Linked DNA regions of Homo sapiens: region 1 is linked to region 2. Evidence: read pairs that join two places in POLR2A ChIA-PET (ENCODE). Cell type or tissue: endothelial cell of umbilical vein. All regions are shown on one strand. Region 1 overlaps PSMB1 (proteasome 20S subunit beta 1). Region 2 has its middle 160 kb from the start of LINC01624.

What was found. ChIA-PET counts read pairs that join two places held together with the same protein. Peaks named below come from ENCODE experiments on the same cell type or tissue, not always from the same donor. Only the 100,000 strongest peaks of a DNase experiment are listed, where the experiment ranks them.
Region 1: POLR2A ChIA-PET joins it to region 2 with 6 read pairs; 2 of 35 experiments call an interaction of 5 or more read pairs at or near these places.

Annotation. Positions count from the first base shown.
Region 1 is chr6:170,549,919-170,552,418 of GRCh38, reverse strand. All of the region lies in intron 1 of PSMB1 (proteasome 20S subunit beta 1), which reads left to right. Among named protein-coding and RNA genes, the nearest start is that of PSMB1, 2.1 kb to the left of the region's middle. In endothelial cell of umbilical vein, no CTCF peak of the experiment used is centred here; no DNase peak of the experiment used is centred here; H3K4me3 peaks cover 331 bases; H3K27ac peaks cover 546 bases.
Region 2 is chr6:170,107,762-170,110,261 of GRCh38, reverse strand. No RefSeq gene overlaps it. Among named protein-coding and RNA genes, the nearest start is that of LINC01624, 160 kb to the left of the region's middle. In endothelial cell of umbilical vein, no CTCF peak of the experiment used is centred here; no DNase peak of the experiment used is centred here.

The DNA.
Region 1 (2,500 bases), 440 kb before region 2:
TTACCAGCTTTATCTTGAGTAGTATAATTTTCCGTGGTGGCACGCCAGAGATTTAGGGTTATAGAAAGATGCTCTGTTTAAGACTCTTGACAGGGAAGAGCTGTAAATTGAAACAGTGGTTATAGTTACCAATCAAGCCTTGTACATTAAAATATACACACGCAATTTGAACGAACCGATGGTTCTTAAAACAGAAAATATTGGCTGGGCAGTGTGGCTCGCACCTGTAATCCCAGGACTTTGGGAAGCCAAGGCAGGAGGATCATCGCTTGAGGCCAGGAGTTGAAGACCAGCCTGCGCAGCATAGCAAGACCCCATCTCTACAAAAATAAATTTTAAAAACAAAGCAAAAATGTTAATTGGTTCCTCATAAATTTGAAATATAAATGCACATTTTGGGAGTGTGTTAGAAAGATAACGAAAGTCTGATTTTAGCCTTGGTTCTGCCACTAAAGGACACTTTGGGTACTTCTGAACTTCTTGAACCTAAATTTCCTTATCTTCCTTAGTAGCTTCATAGTTTTTGGTGAGAATCAAGAGAGATGCATTTTGTAAATTGCAAGCTGTCATCTTATTTAATCCTCATGAAAAGTGAATGTTAGATGATATTAGCATCCTAGGGTTATATTAGACGTTAAACTGTCAGGGTCAGAGAGCTGGTGTGAAGTTGAGCCAGGACTTAATTCATAGCTATTTCACCACTGAGTTTATGGATGCTTTTCCATTATACACCTTAACACTTCCTGTGATGACTAATTAAGTTGTATATTGTAGGGAGGGTTATTGGACCCGTTTCGTAAGGCTATTCTCTATAAATAAGAATTTTCAGTGTTCAGTATGCCCTACTCGTTACTCACTTTTTAATCCCTTGTAATCCAGTTTAAGCCATTACTGCCCTAAAAATTACTTAGATCTTTCTGATTACTTTTTCTCAGTCATTGTTCTTTTTCTTTAGTGTTTACTGCAGCTGGCTCTCAGGCAGCCTTCGCTTCCGCAAAATGAGGCCTCATTCTCTTTTCCTACTCTGTCTTTAAATGTAGTTAAGTCATTAGCCGCCTTGTTTATCGCTCAGCACTCTTTCATGTCTCATTGCTGGGAGGATTACTCCCAAATCTGGTTTTCCAGTTCTGCCTCTCATGAGTCCCTCGATTCGGCTTCTTCAGTAAAACATTTTTAACTGGTTTTTCTGCTCTCAGGGCAACTCAAGACAGCTAGCAAAACAAAAAGCAAGCTAATTATTCCCCTTCATCTCCTCTTCTCCTTTCTTCTTATTTTTTGAGACAGAGTCTCACTCTGTCACCCAGGCCGGAGTGCAGCGGTGCGATCTCAGCTCACTGCAACCTCCAACTCCTGGGTTCACGCATTTCTGCCTCAGCCTCCCGAGTAGCTGGGATTACAGGTGCCTGCCACCACGCCTGGCTAATTTTTGTATTTTTAGTAGAGATGGGTTTCACCATGTTGGCCAGGCTGGTCTCGAACTCCTGATCTCAGGCAATTGACCCCCCCCCCCCCCCTCAGCCTCCCAAAGTGTTGGGATTACAGGTGTGAGCCACCGTGCCCGGCCTCCTCTCCTTTAAAATACTTATAATTATGCCATCATTCTGTTCATCTAAGTTCTAAATCTTGGATGTCATAATTGGTTTTCCCAGTTCCTAAAACATTTGCGTAGATATAAAAATTTGTCTATTTTGTGTGTTTGTGATGATTTTGGATTTACTGTTCACCCTGCTACCTTACTATTGCATTAGTAGTATTAGAACAGTGTTTCTGTCCCATTTCACATACTATGTTATTGTCAGAGCAGTCTTCCTAAAACCCCACTTTGTAAATGGAACTTTTCTCTCTCTTGCATTCCTTTTTTAAAGACCAGGTCTCACTCTAATGCCCAGGCACGATCATAGCTCACTGCAGCCTTGAACACCTGGGCTCAAGCAGTCCTCCCACCTCAGCCTCTTGAGTAGTTACAACTACAGATCATTCTTGCTCAGAATACCTTCATGATTTCTTGCTAAAATTCCAAAATCTTTAGCTTGGCATTTGGGATTTTCTACAGTAGGAACCCTGTCCATCACATAAACCTTAACGTCACTACATGTGCTTATGCAAAAAGGGCTGCCTGAATGAGTTGCTTGAATGTATGTACTATTTGAATAATTACCTGTTTGCCATTGCTTGCTGTTTATATTACCTGGAATGCCATCCTTTTCTTCTTGAGAGCTTTAGCACAAATCCCTCCTCAGTAAAAATAGTGGCTTAAGTTTCCTGAGTGCTTACGTCTGTGAGGCACCATGCCTTTAATTTCCACTATTGCATTGAAGCAGTGGTTATAGTTATCAGTCAAGCCTTGTACATTAAAATATACACACCCAAATATATATACACACCTTGTGACACAGGTACTGTTATCATCAACTTGCATTTGGAGGATTTGTCCAAGATCACATACCTAGTAAGTAGCAAGAGTGGGTCTCTGTCTCATGTAATTCCAGAGCCCAGGTGC
Region 2 (2,500 bases):
CAGGGGAGTTGAAGGCCACACTCTGTGGCCTTATTTATGGATGGAGCTTTGCAACCTTGCATGTTCGTTCTGCTCTCTGAGCCTTTAATTTGAATGGCGGCCACAGGGTGCATCGTGGTCTCTGGTTTACAGCTGTACCCGTCACAACGCTGGCTCTCTTAATTAAAGGCTTTTTTTAAGAAATAGAAATTTTTATTAAAAATACTTATTAAAACCAGTCCTCATAATTTAGGCATGAGTTAAAGAAATATAAATACTTAGGCATCATTAATGATTTTTAAAGTTAAATTTAACAGCTGTGAATCATTTTTCATTCTACCTCTGGATTCTCTCCAGGGTTAAATGTAATTTTTTGGTGTGTTCACAGATTTAATATTTGTATGAAGAAGACTTGGGTTTTTCCTCTAGAATCCAGTACGGATCTATCAATATAACCTTTGAGACAAAGAAGGAAATAGTATGTTAGCTACTGCTAGAGTGTCAGTCAGGAATAAATGGCATTTGAGGGCCTTAATGTCTATTTATATGGAAAGAGAAATGGGGAATGTAGGCACTTAGCTAGATTATCTGTGGAAATGTAATTTCTGATAAAGTTTAAGATGTGGCCAAGAATGAGGCCATCATCTTACCTATCACATTTCTCCAGGTTGATAGTTTACTTCCTGGAAGTGGCTCCTTAATGAGTAAAAATGCAAAATAACATGTGTATGTGTGTGAACCCTACTTCTAATTTTTGCACAAGAAAAAAACAAAACAGAAGAGGAAAAATGTCAGACGCATAAAAGCAAGTGCCATACTATGCCTGGACCATCTCCCCAGGGGCGGTCAGAGACAGGCTCTGACCCTGAAAAAGACACCTGGTATTGTGCCGCCCCAGGGGTGTGTGGACGTGACGGCAGGAGGCCCCTGGACATGGAAAGACTGCAAACCATCCGCCCACTTTTCTCAAGCTTCAAAATACATGCTGCACATTTTAAAAAGCACCAAGCAAAACAACAATGTCATCAACACAAAGCAAAATCATAAGAAAAATATTCAAGAAGTTATTAGTAAATAAGGCATTGGTTTAACATAATATTTAAGGAGAAGAAGGACTAAGGGTGGAAAATCAGAACTCTGGGAGTAACACGATGAGGCTGTGCCTCCTTAGTGAGCTCAAGGAAGGGCGCCCCGCTCCTGAAGTGTGGACGCACGGCCTCGTCCTCTCCTATTACGGGATGCCACTCAGTGCTTGAGGAGCCAGTCAGCTGGGAGGTTATAAAACAATGTTATAAGCACATGTATTCACCACAGGGGGTTACAATAGGGAGCCTTATGTGGTAACTTACAACGTAAGGGAAACGTGGAAATTCTGAAAGCTGGGCCAACAGACAGACGGACAGAGCTTCAAGCATGACACCATGGAACAAGACCAAGAAGACCCTCAGACCACTTCGCAGGGCGGTCCTGCCTCCTGTGTGGTGGCTCCTCTTGGTGGGTGGCCTGGCCCCACCCAGGCCCTGGAAAGCTCAGGCCCCAGAGGAGCTGTGGATCTCACTATCGGGTTCCTCACGACACCAGAGCCCCTCAGCTCAGGGCCAGGCGCGGCTCTGGGGGGCGTGTGACAGTCTTTCCTGGGACTTCTGGCCTGAAGCCAGAGGTGCAGGGGCTGCCCATTTTCTGGGGTAAAGCCCTAAGTTAAAGGCTCTGGAGCTGCTGGTGGCCCTTGGTTGCTGCAATAGGGGAAACTGACATGCAAGGGAAGTGTGGAGGTGGCCGGAAGAAGCAGGTGTGTGAGGTGAGAGGGCGGGTCCATGTGAGGGGAAGGGTCCTGGAAGTGCGGAGGTGGCCGGAAGAAGCAGGTGTGTGAGGTGAGAGGGCGGGTCCACGTGAGGGGAAGGGTCCTGGAAGTGTGGAGGTGGCCGGAAGAAGCAGGTGCATGAGACGGGGAGGGCAGGTCCACTTGAGGGGAAGTGTCTGGAAGCGTGGAGGTGGCCGGAAGAAGCAGGTATGTGAGGCAGGGAAGGCTGGTCCACTTGAGGTGAAGTGTCCTGGTCAGGCTCAAGGGGTCTGGAGCCAGATGGCTTCTGCAAAAGTCCTGGCTTTATTCTTGGCATGCGCACTTGGGACTCATCCTCATGTCTCAGCTTCCTTATCAATAATAAGTTATGTCCCGGAATTGTTGTGACGATCAAATGTGTTCATGCTCTGGGGTGCTCAGAACTTGGCCTCTCCCAGCCGACCTTCCACACGCATCCGCAGCTGTCTCGTGGCTGCAGACGTTGTCTCTTCACAGGTACTGTGGCCTCTGTGCCAGCCACAGGTCCACCTTCCTCGCAGCCTCCTGGCCCTTCTTCCAATGCCAGGGGCCAGCACACTTCTTTTATTCTTGCTTTCTGAAGCTGATTTAAGTTGGCTTTCTGAAATCTTCAAGCAAAGCAGCTCTTATTAACACACCATATAACCTGCATCTTTCCGGCAAGTCTCCAACACACACAGCCCTTTCGCTGATCCTGAGCAC